2 separate regions of the Mus musculus genome follow, and region 2 is linked to region 1. A link is a loop called in an ENCODE intact Hi-C map of the cell type or tissue named here. Cell type or tissue: gastrocnemius. All regions are shown on one strand. Links, peaks and the distances in the headings refer to the core of each region. The heading gives the core; the rest is flanking DNA.

Evidence for each region. A loop is a pair of places that touch in the nucleus more often than their neighbours do. Peaks named below come from ENCODE experiments on the same cell type or tissue, not always from the same donor. Only the 100,000 strongest peaks of a DNase experiment are listed, where the experiment ranks them.
Region 2: it touches region 1 in a loop (7-fold over the local background); 3 of 42 quality-filtered maps call a loop at or near these places.

Annotation. Positions count from the first base shown.
Region 1 is chr7:73,132,689-73,143,327 of GRCm38, reverse strand. No RefSeq gene overlaps it. Among named protein-coding and RNA genes, the nearest start is that of Gm6567, 36 kb to the right of the region's middle. In gastrocnemius, for the core only: a CTCF peak has its summit at 4,916 (motif pointing left); DNase peaks (open chromatin) are centred at 2,062 and 4,886; H3K27ac peaks cover 388 bases.
Region 2 is chr7:73,416,801-73,427,439 of GRCm38, reverse strand. It overlaps Rgma (repulsive guidance molecule family member A), which reads right to left. Exons shown (of 4, transcript NM_177740.5): 4 at 7,541-10,123. The coding sequence ends at 9,407. Chd2 (chromodomain helicase DNA binding protein 2) reads left to right here. Exons shown (of 39, transcript NM_001081345.2): 39 at 1-788. Among named protein-coding and RNA genes, the nearest start is that of A730056A06Rik, 46 kb to the right of the region's middle. In gastrocnemius, for the core only: CTCF peaks have their summits at 1,565 (motif pointing right) and 4,774 (motif pointing right); DNase peaks (open chromatin) are centred at 6,493, 7,041, 7,863, 9,442 and 7 more places; H3K27ac peaks cover 6,264 bases.

The DNA of each region.
Region 1 (10,639 bases), core at 888-8,887:
CTGGAAGATAAACTGTGGTTTGCACAAACTATAAACCTCTATTTCCATGCCATACCCACCGGGACCCACCTCTGGCTATATAATGCATGTGTTTTGAGTCACCTAGGAGACACCTCTTATGCTACCCTCTGGTGTGGCATCCTTAGGGCCAATCAAAGATTTCTCCGTAATGGTCTTTCCTTAGATACTCATTTTATCACGGGTAGCATGAGCTGGTAACCCAAAGAGGAGAAGATAGCAGTAGGGGCTGTTGCCTCAGTGGGAGTCTGGATTATTGAGAATGCAGGCGATCTGCTATAGAGGCAGGGGAGGGAACAGGCCCCAGGGACGATAGATGGTGAAAATATGGAGAAGGCAAAAAAGAGGGCAGAGAACCAACAGAGCTGAAGGTGGGACACTTGAAGACCTTTGACAAAAGAATGATGATGGAAAGTTCCAGGGGTCCAAAAAGTCCTAAGGGGCCGAGGGTCCCTGCATCCAGAGCCTAAGAGCTATCACACCAGCCTGGGATATGCTGGGAGCCCTGACCCGAGAGACTTTTGTGTAGTTGCTGCTGCTAAGAGTCAGGGATGACAGTTGCCAGAGCAGTAGTCTGTCTAACTCTGGAACTTTTCTCCCACTACCAACGATCTCTTAGGACTGACCAACGAGGCCCCTGTCCCTTTAAGACCACTGAGCATGTTCTGGTTATAAAACAAGGCCTAGGGTGGTAATTGTAAGCAACTTAATAAATTGTGTGGAGAATTCATTCCAAAGGCCCCTGTTCTCACTGCTGACAAGCATTGCTCCTTAAATGGAAAACAAAGATCTTTTCTTCTCTTTCTCCAAAGTGGCTCAACTTAAATTTTTTAAGATGTTTTTTTGTAACAGCTTTATTGAGATGTAACTCACCTGCCACACAGTTCATTCCTTGAAAACAGTGTAGTATTTTCTTAGACATTTACAGAGGCTCACATACACTTCTCTCCACAATTTTCAAGCATTTTATTTTCCTTAATGCAACTTTTTTTTTTTTTTAAACAATAGAAGAGAAATAAACATTACACAGAACTGAGCAAAGGCTGAAGAGATCCCATGATTCCATTGGCTGGGCTGGATTTCCTCCTTACCATGCTCTCCTCTATTTACAAGCAGACGGCAGTTACCTGGTTACCACCACCCAGAGTATTGTTTTATGCCTGCTTTTTTAAGTTGACAGTTTCCATGCTGTTACTTTGCCGTTTTAACGGCCCGTGATATCCTCTCACACTGATGTGCAATAATCTATTCCCTTCGTTGAATCTTTTGTTTTCTAATTCCAAAATCATAAATAATGTTGTACCCAACATCTTTGCACATAAAGCTTATTTCCCTCGTTGGGTGTATTTCTCTGGGCTGTAATGACAAGAGTGGGAGTAATGTGTCAAAGAGCATGAACATATTACAGTCTTCTCTCCCAGCCCCCATCCCACTATTATTTCTGAGCAGGTGACACTATTTTTTTTTTCTTTTCTTTTTTGAAAATATGGCTCGGAGGGTCCTTGGAACTCTTCCAACAAAAGCAGCCACACCCACTCCATACAAATTAGCTACAAAAAGTCATTTAATGTTACTAAGGTTTAGAGTTCATTATGCAAGCCTGAGTCCTCTCCCCACCCCCACCCCAACCCCCCAAATTTTCTGTGAGGCCAAACAGCATTCATTTCTGGAAGGCTGGGAAAGATTGTCCTTTATGTGTCCCACCTGGTGGCTTAAATAACTTTACCATTTCCCTTAGAAAATTATTCCCGTGGAAAATAATTCAGTTAACCTCCTGACCCCTCCTGGCCGCTCTCAGCCTGGGGCAGCACTTTGTTTCCAGCTGTTCTTAAAAGCAACTTCAGCTGCATTTAACCCTTTGAAGACCCATGGGGGGCGGGGCAAGAGCAGGGGGAGGGGAGGGGGGTGCCAAGGATTAGGAAGGGGGAAAGAGAGAACAGAGGAATTGCACTTCTCTACCCTGGGAGGAGCTGTGGCACCCTACAAAGGCCAAACAGCATCCTGGGCTTGCTCTGTTAACATAACAGTGTGACAAGCTGCGGGGCTTTAGGCTCCACTCAGGGAGGGCTGGCAGTCAAGACTGCTCCAGGCAGAGAAGCTTGGCCGGGCTCCTGAGGGATCAGCTTCCCAGAAACAAAATTTGAACTTCAGGATCTGTGGCCTTTCTTAGATGTCACCTAAATTGTGACATCCAATCCAAGAGCCCTTCTGGATTTATAGTAGTCCGCGATAAGATGTTTTGGATTGTAAATTAAAAAAAAAATCCAAATCCAACTAGTTTAAAATCAGAGTGGGTGCTGCTGCCTGGCAGTGCTTAATCCTGAAGCCAGCAGGCAGAAATGTCCATGCTCCCTAGATGCTCTCCATGCTACCTAGATGCTAAGAATGGCTTCCTATTGGTTCTCCAATGGCTTCCCATTGGGTCTCCGTGTAGCTGAGAGGACAAGGGGAAGGGAAATGCATGTTGTCATCCATGCCTAACAGCGGGATTCCTTCTTTATCTTAACCACAGACCCTAAATCTAGACTTCACTGTGACTGGATAAACTGAGGGTCCCAGGCTCATTTAAGAACCAATTATCGTGCTGGGGTTGTGCGGCTCTGTGGAACAGTAAACCTTTGGTTTTGACTAGCAGGGCCTGCTCAGAGGAAGGGGAAAGCAGCCAGCCATGATCCTTAGTATTGTGGCAGTACCCTCAAATATAAGTAGGCCCCTCCTGGGCTTGTGGCACTTGTCACGAACTGTAAAAGAAAATGCGTTTCCCCGAAACTATTTGGGAAATTGGAGCCACTGCTCAATTCCTTAAAAAAAAAAAAAAATCAGGCTCTATATACGGGAATGATTGTAAGGAGACAGAATGGGTTGATCGATCTATGTGCAAGACTGGGGAATCCTAAGGCAGGCAAAGCCACACCCAGGGCTAGCAGAGGAGGCAGGACAGGCAGAAAGTAACAAGTTCTCAGTCAACCAACTATAGACAAGAAGCCTTTCCCCAGAACCTCCTCCTAGCCTGGGTAGCTAGAGGGTGTTTGTTGATGAGACTTGTTAAAACATTTGGTTGAATTCCAGAGTGGAGCATCCATGCCTTATGACTAGACCAAAGAAAAGGAAGCGTGTCCCTGAAAAGCCACAGGGCTCTGCCCGGACAACCTTTGTCTTCAAAGAGACAGCGTATGTCAAGAGTCAGAGCCACGACCTACCATAATGCTGAGTGCTAGCTCACAAGCATTGGTTTCTGCTTATACAACACTGTTCACTGTCCGAGTGTTTTCAGTTTTGCATATAAGTAGCCATTTCAAATACAAAAGCAAAGAGAGGCGGCTCCTGGGAGGCTGAATGGCTCTGGGGAGGACATTAGGGTGTCTGTGGGTGTCTCTCCTCAACTAGCCAGCCCTCCTGGTCCCCCTCCCAGAGCTGTTAAGAGGATCTGAGGGAGGCAACAGTGTCGACCCCGAAGCATCCAGAGGTGCCTTCCTTCCGTCTACTCCCAGCACACTCTTCCTGGTTTCCTAGAGGTCTTCCTGCATCTTCTGTCTTGCTGACAGATAAAAAGTAGGCATAGGGGTATGAGAAGGCTACATCCGCCAAGGATGCGGCACCAGGATCGGAGGGAGCCCAGGGAAGAGGCAGAAGGGCAGGCAGGGAGGCGCTTGATAACTTGGAATTCTGTGAACTTGCTGACTGGGGGGGGGGGGCGGGGGGGGGAGGAGGGTTAGGAGGGACTTGAGGTAGGTTCTAAAATGACTCCCACAGCCTTCAGGACAGGGCTCAGGGCATCTCAAAGTCTGGCTCCCAGGTCCTTCCAGTCAGTAGCTCAGAGACCGATTAGACTGATTAGATTCCAAGCTACAGGCTTTAGAGGGCTAGTATCGGAGTTAGGTATGGAAGTTTCCCCTGGCTTTCTCGTCCAGGCGCTCACATCCAGGAAGGAGCTTCTTTTCTGGACCAGAGGGCTTTCGCTTGTTGGGCTTTTCATTAGCAGGGTGAGCCAGTAGGCGGTTGAGCTCATCTGGGCAATTGAGAAGCCAGGGAGGGCTAAGTGCTAATAGCTAACTCCAGTGTCAATAGGCGGTAGAGGTGGCCTCCTGCTGGGTTATTTGCATTTTATAATGCACTCCTAGGAGACCAGAATTCTTTAGAAGACCCTTGAAAGAATGGAGCTTTAAAGACAGTGGTGTGTGTGTTTGTGTGTGTGTGTGTGTGAGTGAGTGTGTAGGGGGGTGGGGTATGAGAGAGTGGGAGTCGGGGAGATTACTTTATTTAAAATCCATCCTATCTTAAGTCTGCTCCTGTCCCCTCTATATCAAAGGGTACAGGCTGTATGACTCATTCAACTTTTCAACCATAGGGGTCCTTGAGGAGGGACCCAACATTTCAATCACAATAATTAATTCTCTTGTAAGCTAACTGAAATGCCCACTAGACAGTTTGACTGCCTTTGGATGACACTTGAGATTCTAGGAGTGGAATATAATGAGTGAAGGAGCCAGAAGGTCATACCCCAAGTCTCCTTAGCAATGTGAGGTTACCACCCTTGGCTCTTGGTCTCCATAAAAGGACTGACCCCACCCCCACCCCCACCCCCCACCCCCCCAGCCCAGGGCTCAACACCAAAGCAGAAACACCATCTGAGACTAGTCTGGCTGGTTTCATGCTTTTGTTGCTGGTCTCTCCATCTGGAAGATAACAAATGCTCAATAAATGGTTGTTGAATTCTGCTATTGGGATCAGTTACATATGGAAAATGATGGACACTGGGAGGTGTTCGCCTCTGGTCCAATTAGAGTCAGGCGGGCTGGGTTCTGGAGGCTTCCTCTCTGTGACCTGCTGGGCTCCTCCCCCTCCTCGGAGGTAGGTAGTCACAGGATAGACCGAGCTTGCCCTCTGCTGCCCAGCTGGGATCTGACTAGGGCTTATTTGCCTAGCTCTTGCCTGAGGCTGCAGGAGTTCTGAGACTAAAAGTACAAACCATCTCCTCACCCACCTGCCAGCTCCTCACAGGGCTTTGGTGGCAAAGTGAGAAGTTTGGAAAGCGTGTATCTGTCTCCATGGGCTTGGCCCATACTTTTCTAATGCGATTGGTAGTAGCAACATTATGTGTGCTGGTATGGTGAGTGTTTAATGACACATGCCGATTATCTCAAAGGTCCATCAATAAGCAGTGGAGTGGGCCAAAGACCTATTCAGAGCGTAGGATATATACATGCCTTTTTTTTTTCCCCACAACAGTGCACAAAAAGGTCACCCAATTGTACAGAGGCATTTAAGAAGCTACTATTTAAGTTCTGGTACAGCAATAAAGGGGGACATCTAAAACTATCTGTAGCCATGTATGTGGACATACTCTTTTAGTCCCAGGCAGGCAGATCTCTTGCGTTTGAGGACAGTCCACTCTACAGAGTGTGTTTCAGGACAGCCAGGACCCCACAGAGAAACCCTGTCTTGCAACAACACACTAACAAAATACAAAATAAAGTTAATTTTTTTCTCACCTATCTTTGTTTGTCAACCAAAAGAATGGAATTCAGAAGCCTGTGTTTGGTTTCAGACCCGGGACATGGGACTGAGGTGCCCATTTTACTTGTCAAAGCAGACCTGGCCCTCCAGGTTCTCCCAGCATCCCTCATGAGGTTCCTACCTGGCATACCTTGGCCCCAATCTTGAACTTTCCAGCCCAGGGGCTGGGCTGCTTTTCCTACAGAGGCTCTTCCCTATATAATTCAAACATTTTGTTCTCTCCAGCTCTCTCTTCTCCTCCCTGCAAGTGAGCCCTTTCTTGTTCTCTTCTTCCCCTGCCACCTTCCCCTATGGCAATTTCCCTGGTTTCCATGCTTGGATCCTTCCTGGCCAGGCGGGAGAGCAGCTTCCCAATAAATCTGCCTTTAATATAATCTGATTTGAACTGGCTCATCTCACAGGTAGAGAAATAACCTATCAGGCTGTAGGGCTACACAGTAGTCAGAGGACCAGCCTGAGCTGTGTGAAATCCTATGTCAGAAAAGGAGAGATTACACTAAGTTTAAGGCTCATAATTGTTCTACTTGAAATCGTAGAATTGGGCAGAACTTCATTTCATAAACTGTGGGAGCGAGCAAAGTAAGTCTCTATAGGTAGACAGGGTAACTGACTGGTTCCCACGGAATTCCTTCTCTTGTAAGGACTGAAGCAGGGGATCCCACATTAGACCTATTTGAAGCAGACTGTTAGGGAAGCTTGGATATGGTCTCTCTCCCGACTTCTCTGGAAGTCAGATTAGCTTCAGCTAGTGATTTAGAACATTAGCATGAGTTGGGGCTGAGAATTCAAGCTCAGCGGGGTAGAGTGATGGATATGTTCAGAACCTTGCCGCTGCTCTCTAGTACCACATAAACTAGATGTGGTGGGGCAAAGCCCACCTAGGCTAGATTGACTCTGTCTAAAAGAAAACCAAAAAGGACAGAAATAGAATTTTACTATGAGTAATTCGGTTAACATTTTAAAAGAGGATCCAGAATGGTGACTTTTGCCAGTAATCCCACTAGTGAGAAAGGAATATTGTCATGAGTTCGAGGTGGAACAAAATAGAAGCTAAGGCTAGAAACCAGCTATCTTTCACCAAGCCAGACATGAAAAAGATTTGGAAAAACAAAAATTTGCCTTCTCTGCTTTGAAAATTACTTTCCATAGAAAGCTATTTATGTAACACACAGTTACAAAAATGGTTATTTCTAAGCAACGTAAATGTTTAAAAATTTCACATGTACATGTATTTATCTGAGATGGGGTATTGCATAACTCAGGATTCCTCCAAACATGATAATATATAGTTGGGGATGGCCCTGGGCTTCTGAGCTTCCTGCTTCTACTGGCCTAGAGCTGAGAATGCTATACATTCACCAGCTGGCCTAACTGCAAGCACCTTCAAGGTTGTTTTCCACAGAGGTAGTGTGGACAGATGTAGCAATTAAGTAAAAACCCTTTGGAGTTTCAGATTATTATTACTTTCAATGGATAAAAAGAGTACGGTCCGCTGTCGAAAGCTCTGAACTGTTAATCCAAAATAGGCAAGTAGCATCTTAGAAATCCACCCGCTATGCTAGCACAATGTAGACAGTCAAAGAGTGGCAGATGTGGGTGGACTGTAAGGCTAGAGAAACATTCAAGGGTTGTGAGGGGCGAGGCAAGTACAGTTATTTTGTTAAGCCCTGCAAGTAGTCTTTTCAGTGGAAATAGGCAGTGTTTGTGACACAGCCGCCCCACCTTTCAATAAGTAAACAAAAGAAATTGCCACACACAAGTCATCTGGCATGAGAGTCAGACCTGTTGATCTCTGCCTTCTACAGCAGTGGCTGGCTGGAAGGCTGTGTACGCTCTATGGATGAGTCACAAAGAACGTGTTAGTGAAAAGGAGGGTGGGACAGCCATGACTTGGTGGTGCAATGTTAGGCATATATGTTAAAGATACTCTTAAAGCCATTCATTTTGCAAGAACACAAGCAGCAGCAGTGATCTCTGGCATCGTTCCGCTGTGGCAAACTCCACAAGCAGGATGGCCCTAGACAAAGAATTTATCTTCCCTCTCACAGCTCTGGAGGCTGGAAATCCATCTAGATGGAGGTGTGGACACAGCTAGTTCCTTCAGGAGGTTCTGGAGGTGAAGCTTGAAGTGGTTTTTCTTAATTGTAGAACTTTCCACCCCAACCTCTGCTTTCATCCCCCCCCCCCCCCCCCCCCGTCACTCCCCCCCCCTCCCGTCACCCCTACTTTCACATGTAAATTATTCTCTTTTTATTAGGCTAACAGCCATTGGATTTAGGGCCTACCTTCAACCAATGCTACCCAATCCTAGCTTGAGTGAGTTTTTAAAGGCTCTGCTTCCCAGGCTCCAAGGTAGCTCTGAGCTATTGAGAATGCACTACCCGCTCCCCACACAAGTCTATATATCAAACCCGTGTTAGAGTTGGTTATGCAGGGCTGGAAGGGTGTGCTGAGGCACACAGGCATCAGCAAACAAAAAAGAGATGGGTCGTGATGGGACTAAGGACTGTGTAAACCCAGGAACAGCCATCCACAGCAGAAGTTTCTAGAACAAAACCAAACCGAAAAGATGCATGGTTTCTCTGGAGAACTGTTTTGTGTGCACGTGTACTCAAGCGTGCAGGGGCACATATGTAGTACGTCAATCATTAAGTGTTATCTATTTCAAACCTCATGAGTATACTATAATGTCTGCGTATACATGATGCCTAGTGTGTGCAGAGGCTCCTGGAAGAAAGTATCAGATTCCTAAACTAGAAGGATAGGAGTTGTGAGGGTGCTGGGTACTAAACCTGGCTCCTCTGTAGGAAGAGCCAGTACTCTTTAAACATTGAGCCATCTCTCTAGCTCTTCCTCCTCTTTCTGCCTTTTTCTTTTGGAGAAAGGGTTTCTCATTGGCCTGAAACTCACCAAGCAGGCCAGGATGGCTGTCCAGCGAGCCCCAGGGATCTACCTTCCCAGTGTAGATATTACCGTGGAGCATCATCAGGGCTTTTTAATGGGGGTATTGGGGGTTGAACTCAGGTTCTCATGCTTGCAAGGCAAGCACCTTACTGAGCCATTTTCCCCAGATCCTTCTGGGGATTCTTCAGTCACAGTCTGGCCTTTCAGTATGTTTGGAGCTAGAATTTATAGGAAACATTCCAAAGGAGCCAAAGCAGAAACTTGAGTTTAAAATAATGCCTCCCCTATGCCAGTGCCTGGCAAATACAGAAGTGGATGCTCACAGTCATCTATAACATGGAACACAGGGCCCCTAAAGAAGGAGCTAGAGAAAGTACCCAAGGAGCTGAAGGGGTCAGCAACCCTATAGGAGGAACAACAATACCCGCACCCCCCCCCCCCTGAATTGTGTCTCTAGTTGCATGTGTAGCAGAGATAGCCTAGGTTGCCATCAATGGGATGAGAGGCCCTTGGTCTTCTGAGGATCATATGCCCCAGTACAGGGGAGTGGCAAAGCCAGGAAGTGGGAGTGGGTGGGTTGGGGAGCGGGGTGGAGGAGGGCAGGAGGGTATAGGGGACTTTCAGGATAGCATTTGAGATGTGTCAGAGAGATTACAAGGGAGTACTCTTCTGTCTGGATTTTACCTGAAGTGTTAGTGCACAGAACGCTTGAAGGCACGTGGCAAAACACAATTTTACAAATAAATTGCCTATGGATGCTCATTCTTCAAGCAATATTAATATCAGGAAAAATAATGTTCCTGAACTAAAAGATTTCACCAGAAGGAAAGCTTGGCTTAAATCAGAAGCTGATTAATGTTATTCACTAAGTGCATTAAAAGAGAAAGACATGATTATAATAATGAATGTGAGAGATTCACGGTAAGGATTCTTTTTCCCCTCTCTTCTTTCATGTTTTATTTATTTCACACTCAGTCATTCTGCTTCTGTTGAGATTTTTTTCTCTCAACATGATAAAATACAAGATGAAGCAAAAACTATTATATCGGAGTTGGATATGACATCCCAACAGAAGGAGATTCCTAATAATGGTCGCAAGAGTCAGGGACTCACTAGTGCTCAGAGTCAGGAGTCCCATAAAAATCCTGAGCTAATAGCTATAATATAAACACAGAGGATCTGGTGCGAACCTAAATAGGCCCTGTGCATGCTAAGGATCCTTAAGCAAATGAAGAGCAGATATATATATATAAACTTGTTAAAGGCAATTCCAAAGATAACCCATAGACAGTCTCCCCGTGAAAACCCATTAGAACTGTTTAACAGGGAGGAACAAGATTGCTTGCCCTGGCAACACCTTTTAAAACATTGTGTTGAACTCTCAGTCAAAGAAACAAATTAGATGATCAATGACTGTCACAGCTTGGACACGGAGATCTGTGTCGAGAATCCAAAAGAGCTACAGGAAATTATGAAAATAATTGATGCTACTATAAAATGAACACATGAAATGAAACTGTGTTTATATGCAACCATTAGGACATATTAAAATGATAGGGGACGGCACCTGAGGGATAAATCAGGTAGATTTTAAGCATGTATTATGTGTACATGGGTGTTTATATTTCTATATGTCTATGTACCACATGTGTGCCTGGTGTCTGCAGAGGCTAGGAGGTTAGCATTGAATCCCCTGGGACTTGAATTACAGATGGTTGTGAGCTGCCCCATGCTGGGAATTATGGAAGAACAGCTTGCGCTCTTAACCTCTGACCATCACTCTAGCTTCATCATTTAGACTTTTAAAGAAGACCTAAATAAACGAAAAGGCAAACCACGTTTATAGACAGAGCAAGTGAATGCCACTGAGGGGTTCACAGTCCTCAAACTCATGTATGCAGTTTTAATTAGGCTTATCTTTACACCAACATAAAGTAGTTCTAAAGCTTTCGTGGAAAAGCAAGGCGCTGAGCACATTGGGCTCATCGTGCCCTTGAAGAAAACTCCAAGCCAGTATGTATGAGCGTAGTGTACTCTGAAAGGTGCCTTTTAAACCATCCATTCATTGAACAAAGATTCATCGAATGCTTATTATGTGCCACAGCATAGAGTGGTGAAAATAATGAGCACATCTCCTGAGTTTTGCAGACTACCATCAGATAATCACACAGACAAACATTTTCAAGTCCCGCTTTGTGCT
Region 2 (10,639 bases), core at 1,492-9,491, 280 kb before region 1:
TGAAGAGGGGTTGAAAGAAAGGAAGCATTCCTCTTGCTTTAAACTAGTATGTGCATCAGATGCTTACAGCAGAAGTTTGCACAGGTAAGAGAAGCTGCCAGTGACGTTCTGTGGGGCCTGGCTTTGGGCAGCTGCTCATCATTGAGGAAGTGGCAGGACTTGGAGGAAGTTATGTGTGAATGTTGTCAAGTCCTGAAGTCCTATGATGCACTGTGGCCCTAGAAAACGAAGATGAAGCCTCCACTGACCACTGTGTCCTCTCTGACTTGGCCAGCCTGATGGTCCTTCCTTCTACTCTGTGTAGTCATTCCTAAGCCCCACAGAGGGAGCGCCAACATTTCTCACTGTGCTGCTGAGGTTCTGACCTGGTGTGTCTGACATTGCATCAGGCTTTGCAGAACAAATGTGATTCACTTAAACGTTCACACACAGCAACACTGAAATCCTACAGACCAAACAAACCCACTTGTCAGCAGGAGCCGTGGTCCAGCCCAGCACCTGTGCTCTCGTAGCCGAGGCCAGCCGTGTTGGGAAGAGAGCCATGCCAAGGGTCCAGGCTGCTGTAGTCCACCTGTGCCCTACTCATTTGGGGACAGGTGGTTTTTCTTGTAAACTTGTGGACTTTTGAAACCTGTTGACTAAACAGTAATTAATTTATATTTGTGAAAAATGCCACTGTCCTGGTGATTTCTGATGTAAATAATGTTGTTTATATAGTATGTATTAAATTTTCCTACATTGTAAAACTGCTGTACTTTTTTGATTCTTGTATATTAAAAAGTGTTACTAAGGATTTTTAGAATTGGGCTAACCAGTTACATTACATTCTGGTGTGAGGCACACGCCACAGTCTCCCTCCCTGGCTGGCTGCAAGCTGTGTGTCCATGCTTGTTTACATCTTCGACAATGGAAGCTTTTTAAGTTGCATTTTTGTTATTGGTTCTAAATAGTTTTCTGTCCCTGAACAGCCACAAACCACAGCTGCGTACTTCAGGGAATGGCATGGAGCCATTAAAACTGAGTCATGAGAGGTTGCCCTCATCTTTCACAGTGGTCATGGGGAGCCTGCTTCAAACATCCACCTCTGTCCAGAGAGAAGTAAGACATCAGGCCTACAGCCTACAGCTTTAGTGCAGTTAATCAGTTGGGTTATATACTCTTCTCTTCTTTTCTCTCCCCTCCCCTCCCCTCCCCTCCCCTCCCCTCCCCTCCCCTCCCCTCCCCTCCCCTCCCCTCCCCTCCCCAACTTCCTAACTTCCTAACTTCCTTCATGATTTATTCTCCTTTTATGGGCACTGGTGTTTTGCCTGCATGTATGTTTGTGTGAGGGTGTCAGATCTTGGAATTACAAACAGTTGTGAGCTGCTGTATGGGTGTTGAGAATTGAAACTGGTTCCTCTGGAAGAGAAGTCACTACTCTCAACCACTGAGCCATCTCTCCAGCCCTGGGTTATATATTCTTGAATGCGGAAAAACACTTTTCTTTTTTTAAAAATTTTCTTCTATTTTTTAAAAAAAGATTTATTTATTTATTATATGTAAGTACACTGTACACTGTAGCTGTCTTCAAACACTCCAGAAGAGGGAGTCAGATCTCATTATGGATGGTTGTGAGCCACCATGTGATTGCTGGGATTTGAACTCGGGACTTTTGGAAGAGCAGTTGGGTGCTCTTACCCACTGAGCCATCTCACCAGCCCCGAAAAACGCTTTTCTTATGGAAACAGTGACACAAATGTTCACTTGCAGTTTGGCACAGCGGCAGGCTTAGCTCCAACATGGCCCAGATAGAGGAAAGGTGACCTGGCCTATGTGTCGAAATTGTCCTAGGATGGAGTTTAGGAGAATCTTGCCCAAGCCCAGGGTTTTTAAAACTTGCACATAAGTGTCTTTGAAACAAAACTCAAACCTTTATGGTTCTCTCAATTCTTAGTGCCAAACACACCCATGTGTCCACTCAGCAGGGAGAGGGCGGCCGCTGGGACTCCACCTTGCTAGTTGTCCAGGACCCTTAGGTGCAAGGCCTGGCCTGGCAGGAGGCTGCTGGGTCTATAACGCTTGCGCCTGAGTGGAGAAGTGTGGAGGACAGGTCCTGTGAAGAAACCTGGTGATCCCCCTGCTTCAGGACGCAGCTAGAACAGCTCTGGGAACCTTTTAGGAACAAGTGCTGTGACAATCTAAGTGCTAGTTAGCTGGCTTCGAAGCCCACTGCTGCCAAGATGCCCACCTTCTGGAAGCTGCAGGCCCTTGCCTCCCAGCCCTCCCTAGCAGGGACTCAATGTTTGGTGATCACCACAAACCCTGCTCAATTAGTGCCAACAGAAAGGTCATGTACAAAAACTAAGGATCAGCTGTGTGTCAGAACAGAGTCTGTGGCTTTTAAAGGAGCCGTCCTGGCAATTCCATCAAGGCTTTAACTAAAAGCCCCGTCTGTCATACTTCAGGTCAGAACCTTCTTTGGCCCATGCTGCCTGTTGGCTTGCATGGTTTTGTGGAGTAGGCTGTGGATGTGGCTGGACCAGCTAAAACCTTTCTGTATGCCCCTGATCATAGTGGCACCCTGCCCAGACCCTGCTGGTGAGACTTTCCCTCAGGTGACAGGTCCCGGGCATGTCCTGGACTGTTAATGTGTCCAAGTGGCTTGTCCCTGGCCACACTTCTGGCTTTATTTGGGAACAAAAACAATGGTCTTCACCTGCAGTGTGTGCAGAGTAAATTGCCATACCTCAGAGCAAGCAAGCATGGGGAGTTCACATGAGCTCTCTGCCTTTCCTGGAACTCCTGCTAACTACAGGCACTATTGTGGTGTTTGGGTGGCATAAAGGAATTCATGGGAGTCAGAGTGTGTCCTCCCCACCCCCACCCCATTTTATCTCTGCTGTGAAGCAGCTTCAGTTGCAAATTGGTGTGTTGTATGAGTGCATACAGGGCAGAGAGAAGGCCACCAGGCAGGAGACAATGTCCCATTCTTAGTTGGGGATGGAACCAGAGGACAGCTGGGGAGGTCGGGGTGACCAGGACAAAGCTTGTCCTTCTCAGAGGTCAGGCCTTTCCCAGCACCAAGCTCCAGTGGCTTGAGCAAGAGGCTTCTGTAAAGCCACCGCTTGCTCTGGAGCCCAGCAGGGACAGAGCCATCGAAGAGCTTCAGTGTCAGAAGGACACAATTACAACTAGATCCTGGGGACAGGCTGCTCATTGGAGGGAGTTCTCAACAGAAGCATGGGGCCTGCCTTCTTGGAATTTATTTTAAGTGGGGTGGGTACTCTAGACAAGCAAACTGCAAGCAGACAAAATGCCACCTAAGGGAGAAAAGAAGCAAGATTACAAGATGTGTGTTCTGTTAGCCCCACCAAGGGCCAACAGAGGTAGCCGTGATGGAGGCCCTGCAGGATACATAATATGTGCTTGGCTGGTCACATTGTTAGAGAGGATGGTCGGGCCACTAGACGCACTGAAGATGGAGACCACTCCTGCAACCTGTCCATGTTTGCTTTCTATTTCAGAGATAAACACAATGACTTGTAACTTTAATTTTTTCAAATCCTGTTTTTAATGATGGTTCTTAAACGCTTTAACCTTTCTTGTAGCCCCCCCCCCCTTCAGAGTTAGTAAAAAGGATATGGGGGTGGGGGTAGAGGGAAGTGGACTTGTTTAGAAAGGTTATTTGGAGCAACTCCTGTCTGTTGTCTGGAAATCTGCAGTTCAGTTCACAGGTTAGCAGGCAGTGGCAGCTCCATCCACTCGCAAACACCTCACAGATAAACTACCTCACAGATGCACCAGGAGCCCAGTTCAGAAGAATCAGGTTAGCAACAGCAGTGACACTACCTAGCAGAGACAGCCGGGCCTCAGCCTCAGCTCCAGACAGCAGAAGGGGCCCCGGGAGAAGTTCTCAGCTGTGCATCTCTCAGGGAAGCGAAGATCAGTGAAGACGAGAGACCCACAAGCGTTACACAGCCAGCTGTACCAGCAAGCCAAGCTCTCTTCGTCATTCTGTGGAGTCCTATTTCTACCCTCCAAGCATCACGTGTCCTCCACGTGTCCTGCCTCAGCACATGCATCCAGTCAGCCCGAGTCCTTGAAAGTGGCAACAAACTACAGCACACCGCCACAAGTTTTTGGTGCATTTCTCTCCATGGTTTCCCGACAAATGCAATGTGAGGTGGACGATGCCTGTCATTAGCCAAGAATCCTTCATCACACGTCCTTTCACGTGCTTGCTTTAGTAGAACATCATTTCTCCTGTGTCTGCTTCAGCTAAGCATTCCTTCACGAATCCGCCTTAGCTTTTTACACCTGTGTCCACTTTAATGAAACATTCCTTCACGTGTTTGTCCTAACAAAACACCCTCCAACTGTCTTTCCAAAGAGTCTTCATGTTTCACTTCATTGACCAAAAGCAACTTGGGGAATAAAAGGGTTTGTTTCATTTTAGCCCTTCCAAACATGCAGAGAAGTCAGGGCGGGAATTTGAGGCAGGAACTGAAGCAGAAGCCACAGGAATGGTGCCTACTGGCTTGCCCTCCGTGGCACACTCAGCCCTGGTGGTCCCTTCCACCCACCGTTGCCTTGGCCCTCCTACATCATCATTAATCAAGAAAATGCCCCTACAGACTTGCCTATAAGCTAATCTGATGGAGGCGTTTTCTTAATTAAGGTTTCCTCTTCCCAGGTGACTCAGGCTGACAGAAAACTCACTAGCATGCCTCCCTAGGTGGGACCATCTCTGTATCTGACATAGCATCCCAGAGTAAGTGTAATTCTAGAACTGTCCTGCAGAGGGCAGCAGGCGCACACAGACTCCAGCCTAACCGCAGATAACCCACATGCTGCCCGGTTCTTCCAATGTTTAGATCTCTCTCTTTTTTTTTTTTTTTTTTTTTTTTTTTTTTTTTTTTGCCACCAGAGTCCAGAGGATTGGAGCCATCCTGTTCCTGAAGGAGGAATGAGAGGGGACTGAGAGCAGCTATATGCTTCCCTACCTTCTTCAGCCACTGCTCAGGGTTCTCAGGTCTATGGCAGCGAGAGGGATCAAGGTCTTATGAGCTCTGGGCTGGGCTGCTCCAGGTCGTCACACACACACACACACACACCCCCGCATACTCTGCTCTTTGTAGAATGCTTTCTCCACCTTCTGACATGCCTTGCTCCAGAAACTCGTGTGGTGAGTTAGTCACACATGCCTTTTACCCCTCCAAAGAGGAGCATCCCTTTTCTTCCTTCCTTAGGCGGCCACTCAGAATGTACCTGCTTCTCTTCCTGGAGTCTGCTGCCATGTGGGTCGTTAGATTATGTAAGTATCAACTATTGGTTTATCTCCCCAGCAAGAATACAGGATTTGTCCCGAGACAAATGGATTCATCAATGACTAAGTTCCTGGGTACCACTGCCACCGGGACCTCTTTCGGTGGGTTCTCTTGTTGATGTTGGGCATCTGTGCCAGGAATTAGCTCATTAGATTTCCACAGGACCCTGGGAGGTGGCTACGTGTAATTCCATTTTACAGATCAGGAATCTAAGGCTCAAGAAAAAAAAAATCCAAGGGAGACCACACAGCTAGCAACAGGCAGAGCCCAGCTCCGATGCCAAGTCAGCCTGCTGCCCAAGCTCACATGCCCAGCCGCTGCTCTGAGCCATGCTTGGGCCTGAGAGACAGGCTCCAGTGCTGCCTGGCTCTCCTGGACCTCTGCCAGTCTTCAGATAAGTTTTCCCTCCAAATTTACCCGGGCAGTTATCAGATTTCGCTGATCAGTCCTTTCTGGTTTTTACCCTTACAAACTCTGGCTTGTGATATGAGAAGCCTAAGAGTTCTTTTCCTTGTTTTTGCTCTGGTGGGGGTGGGGGGAGCACAACCCAGGAGCCTAAGGTCTCTCACACCATAGGCAAGGGCCCTAACATTGAGCTACATACTCATAGGCAGTTGGGGATGGAGTGGGAGAGAGAGAGTAGCTCACAGGCTATGCGAAAGCTCTTCGGTTGCCAGGCTGACTGGCCTCGGCCCAGGTCTGCACCAGAGCAACTGTCATGCACAAGGAAGATGGGAGCACTCAGACTTAACTCAGAGCAACTGTCATGCACAAGGAAGACGGGAGCACTCAGACTTAACTCAGACCAACTGTCATGCACAAGGAAGATGGGAGCACTCAGACTTAACTCAGACCAACTGTCATGCACAAGGAAGATGGGAGCACTCAGACTTAACTCAGAGCAACTGTCATGCACAAGGAAGACTGGAGCACTCAGACTTAAGGTGCTGGCCCCGGACATTTGAGATGCAAATTCCCCTGTTCTGGAGGGCAGTGAGCGGTGTGGTATTTAGGAAAGAATTCTTGTGGGTTAAATTTAGGAGCCTGAAAAAAATTCCAAGCCCCACATATTTTTTTGGCAAGTGTCACATGGCACTTTCATCTGATGGAGAGTGAAGGACTTTTTGCCTGGGCCTGGCTTTTCCACAGTCTGTCCAGCGTGTGGCTCGGGCCAATGGCCCCGCCATTGCTATGCTGTTCCCCTGGGATTGTTTTCTTTAACAATCCCACTGACCACTGGGGGGGCCAGGCCTTTGGTGACTGACAATGCAGGAGAGTGGGTGCATTTAGCTCTTTCCTCCTAGATCAACCCTTCAGGGTCTTTGTTTAAGAGCCTGTGGTTTTGCTTGTTTCTTTGTTTCAAGCAAGGCTCTTGAACATTCTCTCTCTCCTCACATCTGGTGCTGAGGTTGTGTGTCCGGTGGGCATAAATGCTCTCTGGATTTCTCCTCTTACTGGCCTTTCGTCTCCTCCCCAGTCTTGCGGGTTCCTCTCCTCTGGGGAGCAGATGAAGACATTGCTGGGAGCTGTTGGGAGCCTCAGAGGGTTAAGTGACTTGACCAAGCTTACTTATCTGGGACTTAAACTTGACTTGAACAGAGTATCACAAGCAAAATTGACCTAGGTGTATGCCTTGGCTCTGCCCTTGACAGGGAGGGCATGGTACAGGGGGGCACATCTCACACAGATCTTCAATCTGTTAAATGGTTTGGGTCCCGTGACACTGAATCACGGCGACAACATGTGCCCGTAGTCAGCAGGGAGCCTGGCTTTGCACACGTCTGGACAGTGGTGCTATCAGAGCACATCACTGGGCCCCTAGGCTGGGTGCTAAGGGATGTTGAAGGGGTCGAGTTGTGGCTGGGGCTTCTCGGTCATGCTGGCTTGGATGAAGCCATTATGGACCGCAGACCCTCCTCCATTCCAGACTCTGTTCTAGACAACAGCTCTCAGCCTTTCATCGTATAACATCGGTCTGCCCTGACGTGCCCAGAGCAAGGGGAAACGGACCAACCAAGTCCTTCTAACGGCTCAGGCATAGGAAGGAAGAGAGGTAATCTCAGTCCCCGAAGGCCATGGTGGTTAAACAGCTGCATCTCACAGCTCACACAACTTGGGCCCACACAGCCCCGTCTTGACACACTTTGTAGTGGGGACACATCCACCCACCCACCTCACCTCTCCACCCCGCAAGGACCAAAGTCTGTTTCGAAAATAAACTCCAACAGCTCATCTAAAAGAAAAATAACAAAACAAAACCAACTTTACTTGCATTTAGCCGTTAATAAATAATTTACAGTATGTACACGCAGTGGCTCTCCACACAGGTCGCACACAGGTGGACTCAGTGAGGGGTCCCCACTTCCAAGCAGAACGTGATCAAACACAACCAAAATAAAGTGCTTCAACTCTTTTACTTCCAACATAGGGATAGCTGAAAAACCAGCAGGGGGCAGCGGAGCTGACCCCTCCCAGCTACCCACGTGGTTTTGGCAGGGGTTTGGACCTCTGGGAGGGAGAGGCAGGTTCTGCAGCCTCCCGGCCAGTGTATGAGAGGTCCCTGGGGGGTGGGGCTGGGGTAGGCTCTGCAGGGCCGCTGGCTGGGTGGCCCAGGGGGGCTGGCGGTACCGCCATGCTGGTTCCTTGGGGGGCCTCTGGAACAGCAGAAGAGATGGGAATGGCTCTGGGCTCTGTGGATGGACTCTGGCCTTGAGCTGAAGGAAAGAAAGCTAGGTTCCCAGTGACAGGCCTCTCTCTGGCTGTGGCCAGAGAGTTGAAAGAAGGTTCTAGTGGGAGGAGAACCCGCCAGGCAGGGTCATGGTGCAGGAAGGCCTCTTAGAAGGTGCTCCCCTCAGTTCCCACAAAGAAATGCAGACAAGAGGGCTGGGGGGTGTAGCTGCTGACCAGCAGCAGGGGAAGTCTAGGAGACAAGTGAAAGGGCAGAGGACAGGGCAGGCCAGCTGGCCCTATCCACTGGATCTGCTGCTCATGCCCTGAGACCCCAGCCCCTCTCTGGTGGGGACTCTTATGTCTGCTGGCGGGGGCAGGGGTGAGGGGTGGGGGTAGGGGTGGCGATGGCAGGAACCGGAGGATCACGTCTCTGTTGAAACATTCAGAATGACAGCACTTCGATTTCTTAAGTGCAATGGGAGAGGGGCAGAGGGTGGAGCCAGAGTTGGGGATCTGAGCCCATGAATGGTACCGCTTAGACCTCAGGCCAAAACACACCCTCCCTTCAACTGTGGGGCTTTGCAGGCAGGTGCCTGGATGCAGCACCTCAGACACATCCACAGTAGCTGGATGCACGGGACAGTCCCTGCGTAGCACTGGGTAGGAAGGGACCAGGAGGGCACAGCCTCCTGGCTACAAGGTTACATCCATTTGCTAAAGATGCTGAGCAGGGCTCTCTGGTATGCCCTTAGTCACACTGCTAAGGAGTACCTGCCTGGGGATAGAATCTTGGAAATGCTTCTGCCTTCCTGATGTGGGGTCTTGGGGGTGTCCCCATGGGCTTAGTGTGTGCGAGTGTGCTTGTGTAACAGTGTGCGCGAGAGTGTGTGGGAGGGCACAGGGGCCCCAGAGTAGGTGTGCAGCAGTCAGCCGGGCCTGTCTCAGTGCATTGTGAGGGTGTGGAAGGAGCCGACTTTCCCAGTGTCTCTCTGGTGATGGGGGCGGGGGGGGGGTGGACTTCAGCTTAGGGGGCTCTGGTTCGCACATTCACACGATGGGGGTCAGGGTAGAGGGAGCTGCTCTCTCCCTCACACAACTCTACTGTCACAAAAACACAGCATCAATCACCACAACCTTGTTGCGTGCACAAATCAAGAGGGGAGAGCTGTCCCACGCGCCCTTCACCCCGGCCAAAACATCTGCAGACGGCTCTGAGGGCACCATGCTCAGGCCGTCAGCTGCGGAGGCCACCTCTGCTGAACGGTTGGTTGGTCTGCAGAGAACACTGGGTCTCAGGGAGCCAGCCCACCTGCTGGGCTGCATCCTGAGGCTGACTTGAGCCCTCAGACAAAAGGAGAAGCCAGGGGCAGGAGCCCAAGGCTCAGGGCAGTCGTTACTCTCCTCTGTATCCTACCTACATGGCCAACTGTCTACCACAACACAGGCAGGAGGACCAGAAGTGGGATGGTGCCAAGGAGAATCTGGGGGGCCAAGGGGAATGTGGTGGCAGCGGCGGCGGCGGCGGCCACGGCTCCTGGCAGCTCCCGAGTCCTTTCAAACAGATGCAGCTTGTCCTTGTTGGAGTGGAGCATCTTGCCATCCTCCAAAGCATAGTAGGCAGCCAGCGTGAAGTTCACATCACCAGTCGTGAGGAGGTCGAAGACACAGGCCTGGTAGTACAGGTCTTCTACGGGCAGCTTCTCTTTGCACTTGGCCACGGCTGTCTCATAGGGGAATGTCTCGGGGACCACGGGAGAGGGACTGGCGGCTGCTGGCCTGCGAGGGCTTTCAGCGTTGGCACGGAAAGCCTGGAAGTCGATCTGCTGGTTGAGCGGGCAGCCCCGCAGGCAGAGGTAGAGGCCTTGGCTGTCACGGTCCTCCACGGCGTTGACTACCTCCTCGGGCATCCGGACGGCAAAGGTCAGGTAGCGGCCCACCTGTCGCACCACGATGGTGGTGCCGATGTACTTGGCCTGGATCTCCACGTGCTGGCCCGACACCTTCTCTGTGATCTTCAGGCTGTTGGCCCCGTGTTTATCTCCCCCATTTTTGGAGCCGTCCGCAAAGGCAGACGGAAGTTCGTCCATTTCAGCTTGGTAGACTTTCTGGTCCACACACTCTTGGAAGTTCTTGAAGATGATGGTGAGCTATGGGGAAAAGATACAGAGGAGAGTAGATCAGGATGTGTGAGGAGATGTGCCTTAGAGGTCTTAGGGGACTGGGAGGTACCCCAGGATGCTGTGGACTCTCCCTTCTTCGTAACAGTCACAGCTAAATACCAACCACACTCTTGTACACTTAATACTTTGTAACTTTTATTATATATGTACTAAAATTACTTAAACGTTCGCTCACTACCATAACTTAAAAAAAATCGGCTTACTCACTATAGAGAGGTGAGCCATAAAATAAAATATAAAATTAAAGGGTCCAATGAAAACTAAAAGGTTTTTAGTCCGCTAAGATCAGGGTAAAAACCGCTCCCCCAAACATCAGACCCCAAATTATTCCAGCTCACGAGCGCTATCTAATGTGGCCAAAGCTGTGACTGGGTTACCTGCATGGGTCCCAGGACAGTCGCCAGTGTCTGCAGAAATGAGAAGTCGAGAGAGACATGGCCAAGAGGACAAGGCAGAGCGACTAGGAGTGGGGAAAGCAGCTAT